Regions from separate parts of the Homo sapiens genome. Here region 2 is linked to region 1. The links are chromatin loops, found by intact Hi-C in ENCODE. Cell type or tissue: natural killer cell. All regions are shown on one strand.

Evidence for each region. Hi-C counts contacts between places; a loop is a spot of excess contacts. Peaks named below come from ENCODE experiments on the same cell type or tissue, not always from the same donor. Only the 100,000 strongest peaks of a DNase experiment are listed, where the experiment ranks them.
Region 2: it touches region 1 in a loop (3-fold over the local background); 4 of 110 quality-filtered maps call a loop at or near these places.

The regions. Positions count from the first base shown.
Region 1 is chr4:110,055,741-110,063,740 of GRCh38, forward strand. It overlaps ELOVL6 (ELOVL fatty acid elongase 6), which reads right to left. Exons shown (of 4, transcript NM_024090.3): 3 at 3,863-4,014. Among named protein-coding and RNA genes, the nearest start is that of ELOVL6, 140 kb to the right of the region's middle. RefSeq lists an enhancer at 72-131. In natural killer cell, no CTCF peak of the experiment used is centred here; a DNase peak (open chromatin) is centred at 4,131; H3K4me3 peaks cover 1,008 bases; H3K27ac peaks cover 3,841 bases.
Region 2 is chr4:110,148,313-110,156,312 of GRCh38, forward strand. The region is part of intron 1 of ELOVL6 (ELOVL fatty acid elongase 6); the gene reads right to left. Among named protein-coding and RNA genes, the nearest start is that of ELOVL6, 46 kb to the right of the region's middle. In natural killer cell, no CTCF peak of the experiment used is centred here; no DNase peak of the experiment used is centred here; H3K27ac peaks cover 850 bases.

The DNA.
Region 1 (8,000 bases):
TGAGCAAGGACCTGGGCTCAGAGCAGATATTTCCAAGTTTTAACAAAACAAAATCTCAGCGGGTTTTAATATAATCCAAATAGTAGGTGCTCAGAGATTTGGCACACAAAGCAGGTTAGTGGCTCTTTTCCTCTCACTTGTTCTAGTGGCCTACAACCCCATAATTCACTGAAATGAGCTCACGGTTTTCTGCTGAAACAGAAAGGTCTTCTTGCTATTTATTAAGAGTTTAGTGAAGGGGGAGTTAGTGTGGAATGAGTAGCATTTCAGTTGGAGAAGATGCAAAAGTTCTGGAAGTTGATGGAGTAATGGTTGCTCAACAATCTGAATAATATGTATATTTTACTGCAATTTAAAACAAGAGTTTGAGTTTGTGGGAGCTGGGGGGGGGGATACAGTTTCAGTACTATACATGGAAGAACTGTTTTTTTCTCACTAGATCTTTTCCTTTTGGTGCTCATAAAGAGTCCAGAATCTTAGAATATTGAAAGGTAAAATTTGAGACCTAAAAATAAGAAAAGTTCTAAATAATCCAAACGGGTAAATCTCTCTTAATTAAATAGTAGCGACAAGATTTTCCAACTGCAAAAACTGGAAAGAAATTTAACCTCCAAAATGCATGGGAAAAAAAAGTCATCCAGGCAAACATGTTGACTACATAAAGACCTAGATCTGCTTGTCTTGGAGACACTTGCACTGATTTTGGACCTGTTTTGAGTCAGCGGTTTACCTCTGAATGGCCATTGTCAGAGGAGCTCCAGAGTATTTGAAGAACAATATCCCATATTTTAAAATGTTAAAAAAAAAAAGTATTCAGAACATGAAAATTATCTCTATAAAGGGTTTGAAACTGTATGAAGAATTTGTGTTACTAATTAGCCTCATTAAAGAACTATGTCAAGATTAGAATATTATTTTTTCCAACACTTCAATCTCATATTTTAACTGCATCGATTATTGGATAATCCACAAAGGACTACTACAAATTATTGTGATGAATGAGCCCTTTCCAGGGAAAGGGATTATCATGCCAGCAGCACACCACTCCTGTTGACTGCAAATAGGAGACTGGATTATGGCTCCTTTGGGGCTCAAGAGGGAACACTGTATTCAATTACAATGTCCGCTATGAGGCTGAGGGGAATGGACATTTGGGCCTGGATTAAATTAAGACAGGTGATATTAACATCATCAGCATCAACACAACCAAGATAGAAGATGAAAATATGAATACCTCTGGGTGCTACACTAATAGGTCTTCTCTAGGAATCCTAAAAGTCAGGAGGACAGAGAGCATAGGTCTGATTATGTCTTTAAAGGAAATTAATCACTACAGATAGCTTGAGGTGGCATTTCAATAAATTATTCCTCCAAAAGGTAGAAAGGACTATGTTTGTTCTCAAGTACCTCAAATACAGCTGTATATAACTCAGAACACAACACAATTAGTCCTTGCAGGGAAAAGGCGTTTCTAGAAGAAAACACTGAGGCTGCTTTTTTGTGATCTGAGGCTTAAAGGTCGGAAGTCCAGTCTCCAGCCATAGTCTAGTCTCCTACTTGCATCCTACTGGCATGATTATTTCTTATTAAAAAAAAAATTGAGGGGGAAGTAGTAAAAGGTAGAAACTGTTGAAGTGTTCAGGGGTAGCATTCAGGGGAAATCACGTTTCATGCATTTACTACATTTATGTAGTTGTAGTCAGGCCTTTGTCAAAAAAGATAGGGGATTAATAAGGTTATTAAATAGCATAAAAGAGGGATATATTTCTCAACTAAAATAATTCAGACTTTAATAACGTGTAATTTTATTTTAAAGAAAAAAAGCCACAGCCGGGCACAGTGGCTCATGCCTATAATACTAGCACTTTGGGAGGCCGAGGCGGGCTGATTACCTGAGGTCAGGAGTTCAAGTCCAGCCTGGCCAACATGGTGAAACCCCGTCTCTACTAAAAATACAAAAATTAGCCGGGTGTAGTGGCACACACCTGTAATCCCAGCTACTCGGAAGGCTGAGGCACGAGAATTGTTTGAACCCGGGACACGGAGGTTGCAGTGAGCCGAGATCGCGCCACTGCACTCCAGCCTCGGCAACAGAGTAAGACTCTGTCTCAGGGAAAAAAAAAAAAAAAAAAAAATCACAAAACCCCAAGAGTAAAGAATACATGCTCACACTCTCAGATCAACCCCAGTTTGAGAACAAGTGCTCTGATTCAGAAACTCTATGAATCAAAGCAAATTAAAATATTCTCATATAATTTTAAAATTCCCAGAAATACCTCTTCAGATTTTGCAGGCATTGTCTGTAAATCCAGGGTGAAAACCACTTCTCTAGCCTATGACTTCATACCTAGTGGTACCAATACCTCCTGGGGCCTGGTTCATAAAATCTGTATTGTAAAATTCCTTTTAGATAAAGTTGCCATTCTATTTCAGCCAGTGCTTAACATAAATGCACTGAATGAATGAATGAATGAATCCACACTAATGCATTTTACCCTGAGACCGTTTTCATATGATCCGTGTGTGTAGGCGTTTGTGTGTCTGTTGGAGGGGGGGAGCGGTGCAGGCATGCACATGCACGCGGTAGTTATCTAGTTATTTTGGACTATCTTTGTACCTCTGCCCCTCTTAGGAAAGGTTTTCAGGAAAAATTTTCTTCTGTTGTTCTTCCCTTGTTTTTGACCTGGGAAGACAGTAGCTCAAACCAATTGTCATCTACTTATAAACAGCAGGTTTCTGGCTTCCAGTGGAAGGTGGCTGGGTTGCCGGCCCACACAAATCAGACAGTTCCCATTCTATCTGAATGGACACGGGGCGTGAACAAGGGGCACCTTACAGAAGACTGCTCATAGCTTATATTGCAGGTGGTTTGTAAGGAAAGTACAACACCAAACTCCCTTTTTAGGAGAAACAGGAGAGGGGACAATACATATTAGGTTGGTGCAAAAGTTAACTGCGGTTTTGCCATTGAAAACAATGGCAAAAATTGCAATTGATATCTTTTGAACTAAATATGTATAATTCTTAATTGCAGGTGAAAAAAAACCCAGAACCCCAGAGGTGACCAGGTTTGCCTTACCAGTTTGTACCTGTACAATCTGTACCAGTTTGCTAGCATTACTCATGGATGTACTCAGAGCTTATTGTCACCACTAGATCTCTTTCTGTGTAAATAAAGACATCTTCCTGGAAAACTGTGCCCACATTAACTCCTTGACTTTACTATTTCTGGTAACCTGTGCCACACTTACATTCAAGACCATTCAAGGGTTGAGGGAAAAATTATAGAAATCTACAAATACAGCCTGTATTTTCTATTACTTTCTGGAAGGTAAATTACATTCCCCTTCCCTAAGGCCAGTCTTGATGATTAAAATCAAACACCACCAGAGACCAACCCTCAGCATTTGTTAATGAGAACAGGAGGGTCCCCAAATGAAAAGCTTAATTCCTAATCTGAATCCTAACTCTACAGATGAAAGTATGCTCAGATATGGGACTTGGAAATAGCTGTGTTGCTCTTTTCTTCCCCCATGTTTTAATATTAGCTCAGCTCAGTGGGCCTTTTAAAGGGGTCTCTGTACATTTTATAAGTCCGTGGAGGTATATTTTTAGTAGAGCTCGAAAATCAGCATGTTCAGTATAAACTATCTACTCTTAATATGCACAATGTAAAATTATTTAAAAGGAAAGAGGGAGCGAACAATAAAAAGTAGAAGTCAGGCAAGAACTCAAATTCATTCATTGTAACTTTCTTGCAACCAACAAAATAGGACCTTCAAAATGTTTCTTTGCTCACTAAATAAATACTGTGGATATGTTGCTACAAAGAGAGGGAGAGGAAATGGAAGAAGATACTCACCTAGTTCGGGTGCTTTGCTTAGCACAAATGCATAAGCCCAGAATTTGCTGACAGGTCCATTGTAAAAACCCTGGTCACAAACTGACTGCTTCAGGCCTTTGGTCATCAAAATGTACACCATATAAGCACCAGTTCGAAGAGCACCGAATATACTTCATAATGAAAAGAGAAAAGAAACAGCATTTAGGAAAATAGTTTCACTTCTCACATCAACCATACTTAGAAGACTGGTTGGCCACTGGCAGGAAATAGGCATAAGAATCATATTATTTGTATTTCCTTGAAAGCATCTTAAAATGTTCTGTAAACAAGAGCTAATACAATGACTCAAGGGCTTTATTCTGAAACCATATATGATACCACTTCCTCTTCATCACTGTTCCAAAAAGAGGTCATGAAAAAGGGTAACAGATTCAGAGCAGGATCTCATGAAGAATGCTGGTGACCTTTGAGTTTCAGCTTGGGAACTATTCCTTGGAGAGCAGATGGGTGTGGCTGCAAACTCTTGGAATTATCTCAAATTTGCCCTGTGCCCAATCATTCTCCAAGTTCTACTGGCTCTATTTCCTGAAAACCTGTTTACCTCTTTAGGCAAACTTTTCCTCTACCTCTGGACTCGCCTTGCCAGCCCAGGCTTTTTGTGCCCTCCTTGGATTTCTCCAGCAGTCTCCAAATCACTTTCTACTGTCTGATCCATCTTTCTCAGAGATGTCAGAATGAGACTCCTTCAAAAGCTTAGCTCTGTCACCTCCTCCAGGAAGCCCACTCAGGCAGAGATAAGTGCTCACTCCCTGAGCTCCCTAGAACCAGTGTTGTGCTAATACCACCCCAACACTGTTCTTCAATGCCCCGCAATGTGTTTAATCTCCACATAGGCACAGGTGCTCAATAAAGACTGTTGAAAAAGTGAGATTGTTGAAAAAGTGAAGAAAAAATAAACAATTTCTTTAAATCAGAGAACTGGTAAGGAAATAGGAAGTTCTGGAACACATTAGGCTCAAGAAACACAACCTGCCATGGGAAAGCACTTGGCAATAGGAACAAGCAGCCACTATTACGAAGTGAGCCCCTTAAGTGTATGTCCCAGAGTGTGTGAACCATGCCCGGGACTGAAAGGAGAGCTGGCTGACCATGTGGGGAAGATGGACCTGCCTAGCCTTTTCTGCCCAAAAGGGCAGCATCTTACTCTAGAAGTCAGCTGAGAGATCAATGAATGAACAACTGTTGAATTGGGAAATGGAGCCTTCTTTTCTCCTCAGAGGCACTGTTTTTTACTTAAAATATCTTAGAGTTGCTCTAGAATAAATCATTCCACTAGGCTAACCTGTCCAGAAAGCACGCATCTGCCAACTAGAACTAAAGGTCAACTTTCTACAGTATCAAAATAATGAAGTTTAATTCCTGGCAATTGTCTATTAAGTTGGGTCTTTGTAAGTAGCTTCTCTAAAGGTATAAAGACTCCATCAAATGGTGTTACTCTTTCCACTGTATGAAATTGTCCTGCAGAGGATTACTGTCATTTTACAGATATAGATCCTGTTTAATCCTTCAGTGGTTTTTCTCTGCACTTGGAATAAAAACCTCAACTCCTTTATCAGGACCGACAAGGCCTCTCTGCACTGCCTCTCTCTCCCCATTCTCCACTCTCACCTCCTGCCATTCTCTTCTTGTTCACTGTGAGCCAATCACTCCAGAACTTTCAGACACTTTCAGTTTTCTGCCTCAGGACCTTTGCATTTCTCCCCTGTTCATAACAAAACTGGCTTTTTACTTTCTTATCTTAAGGAAATGTCTCCTCCCCGTGGAATGACCTAAGTCTTTATAGTCCATTATCTGTCCTAATTTGGGGATGAAGGGTTGATTTCATTAGTAGCATCAAGTAATAGAGATTTTTCTGTCTTATCTGAATTTTTTTTGTGTACTGTCTTTCCCTCACCAAATGATGGCTTTTTTTTTTTTTTTTTTTTTTTTTGAGACAGAATCTCGCTCTCTCAGCCAGGCTGGAGTACAGTGGCATGATCTCAGCTCACTGCAACCTCCGCCTCCTGGGTTCAAGTGACTCTCCTTCCTCAGCCTCCCAAGTAGCTGGGACTACAGGCATGCACCACCATGCCAGGCTAATTTTTTGTGTTTTTAGTAGAGATGGGGTTTCACTATGTTGGCCAGGCCGGTCTCAAACTCCTGACCTCGTGATCCACCTGCCTCGGCCTCCCAAAGTGCTGGGGTATAGCCCAAAACCCTTCCTCTTACTCTACTTGCTGTTAGACTATGTAATTCCCACATGATCAGAGTAGATCCAAAGAATGTATGCTTGAAATGGTTGCTATCCTTTCATCCTTTTGGGTCTCAAAAAATCATTGTAATTTATTCCCAATTTCTAAGGTATTCACACAAGTTCATTTATTCTTTCAGTGGTCAAATATTTATTGGCATGGTTTTAGATGATGGAGTGAAAAAAAATCATTAAGCTAACTCTGGCTAGTGAGTGGTAGTCCTAGAAGACTTCAGAGGAAGTGGTATTTGAATTAGGGGCAAATAGGTATTCACAAGTTTGAGGGCTAGGGTATGGGGAGGTCAGTTCAGAGCACTGTAGAGTTGAAGGTTTTGATATCATGGTGACCTATAATATTGCTGACAGCAAGTGTATAGCACATATTATTGTCCCATATCTGGACATGTGCCTCATTCCCTAAGCTCTGAACAATAAGGCTAACTCAGAACAGAGGACAGTAGCACTTTTCAGGGAAACCGTCAGTGCCAGCCATTGGGCCCATGTGTCTGTGGGCAAAGGCGCATTGTTGGGATGTGACAGTGCTACTGCTGGGGAGCACTGTGGGGGCCAATGGGATAATTGTTATTTGTGGGGAGCCACTAGCTCTGCCCCTCGCACATTTCATCCTCTGCACGCTTTGGAACCAGGTGGTTTTTATCACAACAGTGTCACATCGTGACACTTTAACAAAATACACTTTAAGGTGAAGAGGCTTTCCTTCCTCCCCAAGTTACATTAGCTTGAGAGGCAGCGTGATGCAGCAGGCAAATATGCTGCTGTTCTGCTACCCCTAGTCCTTACTTAGGCTCACAGCAGATGCTGCTAATCAATCTCAGCAGTCTTTCTGGCCATCCCTGGACCACACATTTAAGTTCTCGGCCACTCTATGCCACTGTCAATAGATTAGAGTTGCAAATCGAACCCTTTGTACAATAGGCTCCAATCACAGTCCAATCACTTATTACTAACAGTTTTATAATTAGCCAAGTTACTGAAGTATTTTTTCCTCTGAAATGAGAATAATATCTAACATGCAAATTCATCGTATGAATTTTTTGAAGCAATATAAGTAAGGTATTTAGCTAGCATCAAGCCTCTGATACACAGGTGCTCAACGAAACAGTTTTCATTATATTACTCTTCTTACTCTATCACTATTTGTATTACTATTATTGCTGATTTACTTCGGCTAACCCTCAATGTTGAAAATCACCTTCCTCGCTGATCTTATTTTGTCAGGTAAGAGAGGTTAAGGTTAATTAACCCTAATTCAAAGTTAAGGAAACTGATTTACAGCTAGTTCAATTTGCCACATTGATTGTTCACATTATTCCTATTGCTATGAGAATTTTTATTTATATAGATATTTTTCTTGGACAAGTGAGTCTCTAGGAGCCGAGGATGGCTGTCATTCTCGAAGTACTTCTCAGGTTTCCGGAGGCCTGCTCCTGGTGTGGCGACCCCAAGGAGGGACATCTCCTGCAGTGGGGTTGCTCTTTTGGAGCAGTCGAAGTTGGCCAGAGCGTGGGGTCAAGGAGGGACAGCCTAGGCAGTCCACACCTGGTGGGCTCAGTCCCCCAGTTCCTGATCCTGACTCTCATCTCCACAAAAGGTAACCATGCACCAACTTTCCACAAGTGACAACTAGCAAGTTTACGACAGGATGTGAAATGAGCACTTTCCATAGAAGGGCTTGAAGGAGAGGCTGTTGGTATAGAAAAGCTTCTGTTTCAAGTGAAATGTATCTTTCCTTCAGATGATATAGATTATTCTAAATCTAGAGCCTCAAAGAGGCTGAGGGTCTGGACCACTGTGTTGAATGAAGGCAGATGATTACTACGTCACATGCCTTTTCCCAGCTCTATG
Region 2 (8,000 bases), 93 kb after region 1:
AAAAATACATGTACAACATGGATGGAACTGGAGGTCATTATGCTAAGTGAAATAAGCCAGGCACAGAAAGACAAACGCTGCATCTTCTCTGTTCCCACTTATTTGTACAATCTAAACAGTTGAACTCATGGAGATAGAGAGTAGAAAGATGGTTACCAGAGGCCCAGAAGGGGGTTGTGCGGGGGAGGGGGGGAGGTAGGAATGGTTAATGGGCACATACGTAAAAAAATAGAAGGAATGAATAAGACCTAGTATTTGATAGCACAACAGGGTAAGCATAGTCAATAATTTAATTTTACATTGAAAAATAACTAAGAGTATAATTGGACTGTTTGTAACACAAAGGATAAATGCTTGAGGGGATGGATACACCATTTTCCATGAAGTGATTATTATACACTGCATGCCTGTATCAAAACATCTCATGTACCCCATAAATATATACACTTACTGTGTACCCACAAAAATTTAAAATAATTTTTTTAAAAAGGACAAAAAAATAACAGATGTTGGTAAGGATGCAGAGGAAAGTGAACGCTTATATACTTTTTGTTCTGTTTTATTTTGAGACAGAGTCTCGCTCTGTTGCCCAGGCTGGAGTGCAGTGCTACCATCACAGCTCACTGCAAGGTCAATCTCCCAGGCTCAAGCGATTCTCCTGCCTTGGCCTCCCAAGTAGCTGGGATTACAGGCACAAGCCACTATGCCCAGCTAATTTGTTGTATTTTTAGTAGAGACAAGGTTTCACCATGTTGCTGAGGCTGGTCTTGAACTCCTGGGCTCAAGAGATCCACCCATCTTGGCTTCCGAAAGTGCTGGGATTACAGGTGTGAGCCACCGCACCCAGCTCTTCTGTATTGTTGACGGGAATGCAAATCAATTAGTACAACCTGTATGGAAAACTATGGAGATTTCTTCGAGAACTAAAAATACGACTAACCTTTGATCCAGCAATCCCACTGCTGGGTATACACCCAAAGGAAATGAAATCATTATATCAAAAAGATACCTGCCCTTTTATGTTTATCACAGCTCTGTTCACAATATCAAACATATGGAATCGACTTAAGTGTCCATCAGTGGAGGACCGAATAAAGAAAATGTGTTATGTGTACACAATGAATACTACTCAGTCATAAAAAGATTGAGATCATGTCTTTTTCAGCAACATGTATAGAACCGGAGGCCATTATCTTAAGTGAAACAATTCAGACACAGACAAATACCACATGTTCTCACAAGTGGAAGCTAAATAATTTGTACAGAAGAAGCAGAGTGTGAAATGATGGACAATGAAGACTTGGAGGCATGGGGTGATAGATGATGGCAGGTTGCTTGGTGGGTACGAAGTGTGTTGCTCCACTGATGGATGCAATGAAGGCCTGACTTCACCACAATGCAGTATATTCATGTGACAAAACTGCACTTGTACTCCATGAGTATAAATATATATCTCTTCCTAATACTGGTATTTATCTGCCTACATAGAAAAATCTCCACTTAGAAAAGACCAACATAGAAAAACATGTTGTAAGCACCCCAAAAATAATTAATAAATGTATTCATTTTCAAAGACTGTATCCTATAGATTTTTGAGAGCGTAAATAAATGCCTTCTTAAATCTTGAATTTTTCTTCCCCTTAAAACAAGTACATCATGTAGTGAGAGTGAACAGTTATGTGTTTCAGATTTGAAAAGTAGAAATTTGAATGGAAACTGTTTCTTTTTTTTTCTGCATTTACTTCATGCATTTTATTTTTAGTTTTAGTTTTAGTTTTTCATAGAGACACCGTCTCACTATGTGGCCCAGGCTGGTCCTGAACTCCTGAACTCAAGCAATCCTTCTGCTTCGGCCTCCCAAAGTGCTGGAATTACAGGTGTGAGCCACCGTGTTCAGTCTACTTCATGTATTTTCAAAATAATCCTGAAAATGCATTCAGTAAAACCCCTCCACAAATTCATTATACTCAAATTCATAAGACATTCTCCTTGCCTAAACTGTCAGACTTAAACAGACAGGCGACAAGAAATAAACTCACAAGTTTTGGATTCTTTGCTTACAGATTGATCTAGATGTGTTTGAAATAGTTCTCAATCTAATAAATACCCAAACATACTGGCAATTTCCATATTATTGTATGTTACTACAATTTTTTCTGGCAAAAGGGAATCTCAAACTCATTATCTGTCAATGGCTAATTTCTGAAACAGATGATTTCTCAGCAATTAGGGAATGTTAAGCAAAATATTGTCAAAAATACTCCATTTTTATTTTTAAAACTAAAAATGCTTAAAATTCTAAGAGCAGAATAATTAAAACATTATTCTTGACATTATTTAAATGACTTTAGATACTCTTGCATTGTATGATCCTTTCATTTCCAAGCTTTAATTTTATTACTTAGTGATAATAGATATTCATATTTTAAAATAAAAATACAGTTTTAGGGCCGGGCACGGTGGCTCAGGCCTGTAGTCCCAGCACTTTGGGAAGCCGAGGTGGACGGATCACCTGAGGTCAGGAGTTTGAGACCAGCCTGGCCAACATGGTGAAACTCTGTCTCTACTAAAAATACAAAAATTAGCCAGACGTGGTGGCACATGCCTGTAATCCCAGCTACGCAGGAGGCTGAGGCAGGAAAACTGCTTGAACCTGGGAGGCGGAGGTTGCAGTGAGCCAAGATCGTGCCACTGCACTCCAGCCTGAGAGACAGAGGAAGACTCCGTCTGAAAAAAAAAAAAAAATTTAAAATATAAACTTTAACTTTGAAATTCTTAACTGAATTTCAGCACCTTTTAATTGCATAAATTCTACATGACTAAAGATTTCAATATTTTTTAATACAGGTTGAGTATCTTTTATCCAAAATGCTTGGGACCAACCAGAAGTGTTTCAGATTTCAGATTTTTTTTTTTTTGGATTTTGGAATATTTATATATACATAATGAGATATCTTAGGGATGAGACCCAAGTCTAAACACAAAATTGATTGTTTCATATACACCTTATAAACATAGCCTAAAGGTAATTTTATATAATAATTTTAATAATTTTATGCATTAAACAAAGTTTTGTCTGGACCTACAACTTGAGGTCTGGTGTGGAATTTTCCACTTTTGGTGTCATGTTAGCACTCAAAAAGTTTCGGAGTTGAAGCATTTCTGATTTCAGATTTTCAGATTAGGGATGTTCAATTTGTACCATTGTTATATTAATGAGTTGCCAATAAGATCAGTATTTGGGTTTGACCTATGGGATAGATGCTTGGGTGTGTCAGAAGACTTCTATATATGTAATTATTTACCAAAAGGCCAATAATGATGTTGAGATTTGACATGCCTGCCCATTAAGAGACAGCATTTGTGGGCCATAAAGAAGTCTAAAAGGCAATCTTGTATCATAAATAAGAGATGGACTTTTGAATGAGAGATCCTAGACTTAACACCTGCTTCTCCCACTTACTAGCTGTACAATGTTTGGTGAATTACTTAATCTCTTGGTTTCTGAGTTTCCTCGTCAGTAAAAAGGAGATTTTAAAAGTCCGTTGTTGCCTAGGACTGCTGTGAAGATTAACTTAGATAATGGATTGTACAGGGTACATTTAATCATCAGTCAGTGAATATTAATATTACACAAGTTATAGCATTCAACAACTAAAAAGTCCTTATCTGAAAATATTGGCATCTCTAAGTTCTAAACTGGGTAGAAATCCTAGATGTAAAATAAAAGGGAGTTTAATACAGAGTAACAGTAAGATAAATATTCATGAGAAGATTCATTCTAAATAGCTGACTGCTATTGATTTGGCTCTTGGCCCTCCCATATGCCCCCCCAAAATATCTTTAAAACTTAATATTGGTTGGGTTACCCTATAATAAAGTTTCCTTAAAGACTATCAAGAGGGCATACCTTATGTCATATCAAGTCCTATTATGGACACTTCTCTTTGCAGAGAATTAACTAAATACACGATCAGAGACAAAATGATTGAGGAAAAAACCCATCTATCACGGTAGAGTCTCCTGTATTATTTCCTGGCATTATATATATAGCTGCTATTGTCATCCTATTAGAATTATAAAACCTTTACTTTCCCAAATCTTACCTCTCTGACACCCAGCTCAGGATCACCTTTGTTTTAAAAAGAACAAAGGGTTCTCTCAGTCACTGAATGAGAATTTATTCCGTGAAAATACAGATAGTGCCACGCCCGGCCTTTCTGCCAGGCAGTGATGCCTGATACCAGAGCTTCTCACACTGTGGATATATTTGAACATATGAAACACCTGGGAATCTTGTTGAAATGCACATTCTGATTCAGTGGGTCTGGGGTGGGGCCTGCCTGAGATTCTGCATCTCTGGCAAGCTCTGCAGTGATGCTGCTGGTTCACATACACAGATCACACGTAGAAGTAGTGAGGATTGTGACAACCAGGTTGCTATATATAGTGTATGTGAGTGTGTGCGTACACATGCACTTATGTTAGAAGGCTAAAAATATTTCAGAAAATTTTAGAAGGGGAAAGCATTTTACTGCACTGTCCTAGAAACCTTATTTCAAAATGAACATTTCATTCTTTCAAAATTTGCTTTTTCAAATTAGCAAAGACAATCCTTCGTCTCTCAAAAGGAGGATGCCAAACCTATGTGACCCCTCCGTGAGTATAAACACTGGTCTATTGAAGAGCAGGAATGACACAGTAGTTGACGAACCACTTCTTTTTGATGTGCCTTTGGGTATGGTTTTGAAAATAAGAAATTCACATTTTAATGATGATCAGGCAGCACAACCTGTGTCAGCTTGTAAGTAGGAAACCAGAACCCTGACAGAGATGAAGAAACAATTATAACCAAAATGTACATTATGAAAACTTTCTGGTATCACTGTTAAGATTTAATAATAATAGTGAAAAGGGAATTATAATTACAGTAAAATTGTGGTACACATACCATTCTGCAGAAAGTAGGTAGCTTCCATAACTTATGAGACCTTATACATAATTTAATTTTTTGCTCAAAATATTAATCTTCAAAATACAATGACAGCAATTACTACCTACTTATCTCTTTTGAGTGATTTAAACTTTAATAGTGTGATAATTTAAATGCTACTTATAGATGGTGGGCTAAAACTTAATTGATAATTAATAGTGGAGGATTAAAAATTGCCACAGTTACAGATGATGAGAAATGTACTTATTGACATAAAATCCAACAAGGGTGATCAGCTGAAAATGCCATGTAAAAAAAATTATAGCCAATAAATGCTCCTTTCAGATTCATAAGCTGTTGACACATTTTACCCTTTATGTAAATCCCATTCTTAAAACAGTTTTCTTCTTGGCACCCTGAAATTGAAGCTTTTGAAACCTTATGCTCCAACATATATAGAGAAATGAAAAACTGTTATAATTTTTAAAATTTTAAGAGTGGTTTTGCAGATTTAAACTAACAGATCTTCATTTAAAGTAGGATCCACAGAGCTCTCCAGTGTCATTCCTGAAATAACTAGAAGTGGAATAATGGGCTATTTCTTACTTTGTAGTTTCTAATGCAATGTAAGCAGCTTTACAAGGCTTAGCTGTCCCCACTGCCCTAACAGCATTCTTTACTTCATTTGCAAGGAAACAGGAAGTTTTTTTCTCCCCAATTTTATACCAAGGCACAGACTTTGTCTATTAAAATTACCAATTCCACTTTTATTTAGTAAAATTAAGAAATTTTAAAAGTACCAGGCTTTTTGTCCATCAATATTAATTTCTTTTCTTTTGTTTTCTTTTTCTGAGATAGTCTTACTCTGTCACCCAGGGTGGTGTGCAATGGCGCAATCATGGCTCACCACAGCCTTCACATTCTAGGCTCAAGTGATCCTCCCACCTCAGCCTCCCAAGTAGCTGGGACTATAGGTGTGTGACACCACACCCAGCTAATATTTTATTTTATTTATTATTTTATTTTTTGATACAGAGTCTCACTGTATCTCCCAGGCTGGAGTGCAGTGGTGCGCTATCAGCTCACTGCAGCCTCCGCCTCCCAGGTTCAGGTGATTCTCCTGCCTCAGCCTCCGAGCAGCTGGGATTACAGACATGCACCATCACACCTGACTAATTTTTGTATTTTTAGTAGAGGCAGGATTTCACCATATTGGCCAGGCTGGTCGTGAACTCCTGGCCTCATGTGATCCTCCTGCCTTGGCCTCCCAAAGAGCTGGGATTACAGGCATGAGCCTCCACACCTGGCCTATTTTTATTATTAATAGAGACAAGCTCTTGTGTGTTGCCCAGGCTGTGATATTAATTTCTTGATGTGAACATGTGATTGCCTCTCAGCAAAGTTATTTTTTGAGCTATTTCTGTCATCAGACCCAAACCGAATTTCTTACCAGCTGCTAACTTTTCTCTTACACCATCCCCACTGAGTTGAGAAGATGGCTTGGTGCTACATGAAAGGGAAGTGGCAGTGTAACCACCAAAACAGATAATCACAGGCTATAATGTCACACTAACTATGGATCCTATCTCTTATTTGTAATTAACTTGGAGAAGAAATGCTAGGTCAAAAATGTGCTAGAGGTCAAAACAGGGACTTTCCACAAAGAGAGATCTGAGTCCAACTTTTACTTTTTTGACAGTTATCAATCCTGTGACTGATTCTTGCAGCATTATTTGAGAATTAAATGAGCAATATATTTTAAGCACGTTAGGCACTTAATATATGCTTGCTACAATATATTGTACTATACAATCTACATAGCATATACTGCTATTATATACTAATATATAATTGCCCAATAAATATTTAGCAAATTTGGGGCATAACTAGTAATATATTTTTTAAACTTCTATGAACATTTAATTTTGAAGTACCTATTGACCACACTCACATAGACCAAAACTTTTACTTCTTAAAAGTTTTTCAATTATAAATTATTATGATTGTTTTTTAAGAATCAAATCATAATGGTCATGGCTTTAAAAATCTTCCTACATTTGGTCACATACTATTTATTACATATTATATAGTTATAGTTATACTAATACAGAAGGGATAGCCCTAGAGACTGAGAGCATAGGAAACTCCTAATCTATAGCAAAAAAAATTATTATTTACAATAGTCAGAAAAAAATAATTTTTCAATCTATCAAAGATACTTAAATAGGTTGTATTACAAATTGAATATTTTACAAAATCAAAGTTTAACAATTTGTATCACAAATATCAGAATTTATCTATGCGATTGAGCTTTTTTGGAACACTTATTTTTCCTCTAACACAATGCCATTCTTTCCAGACAGTAAGAGTCCCAAGTCGTCCTGGTTCATATATCCATATCTAGACCCCGAGACAGTTCAATATGCATGATACAATGGCTACATATTGCAGGTACATTTAAAATAATCAGAATTGCTAGAGAGCTTGGGGGCAGATCAACAACCTCCTCGTATCTAACATCTTCCTAAACCACAGGTTCTCATCACATCTCCTGGAGAGATTTATTAACCTCCCACCCCCACTTCCACAGATGTCAAGGCCTCAGCACTGGTGATTATAAAAGGTTCCCAGACAATTACAACACGGGAAGCACAGCTCATGTTGAGAACCACTGCCCTGAATAATGAGCGTTGCTACAAGGCAGTATAGGAATAATAAAGCACACAGGCATTTGAAAAAGACATTTTGCAAACTTCTCTCAGGAATAGTGCCTTAGTGGGCACATATCCAAATATGCCTGCTTTCCTTTCTTTAAATACCTATTCAAGAGACAAATAAAGGAATAGAAAATAAGAAGGGGAAGACAAGAAAACTGGAGGCTGCACCAGAGCCACCTTGAAAATGTAAAGGATTGGTGGTTGTTACAGAGCCTGCCACATTTAGTAGAATCTTAATATTCAGGAAGTTAAAATGTTTTCTGGAGTGAGAAGCTGTGTCAGGAAAAGAGGATTAGGTAACAAGTGACCTAGAATTAGGATGTGATTCTCCCTGAAGGATTGCTGCAGAG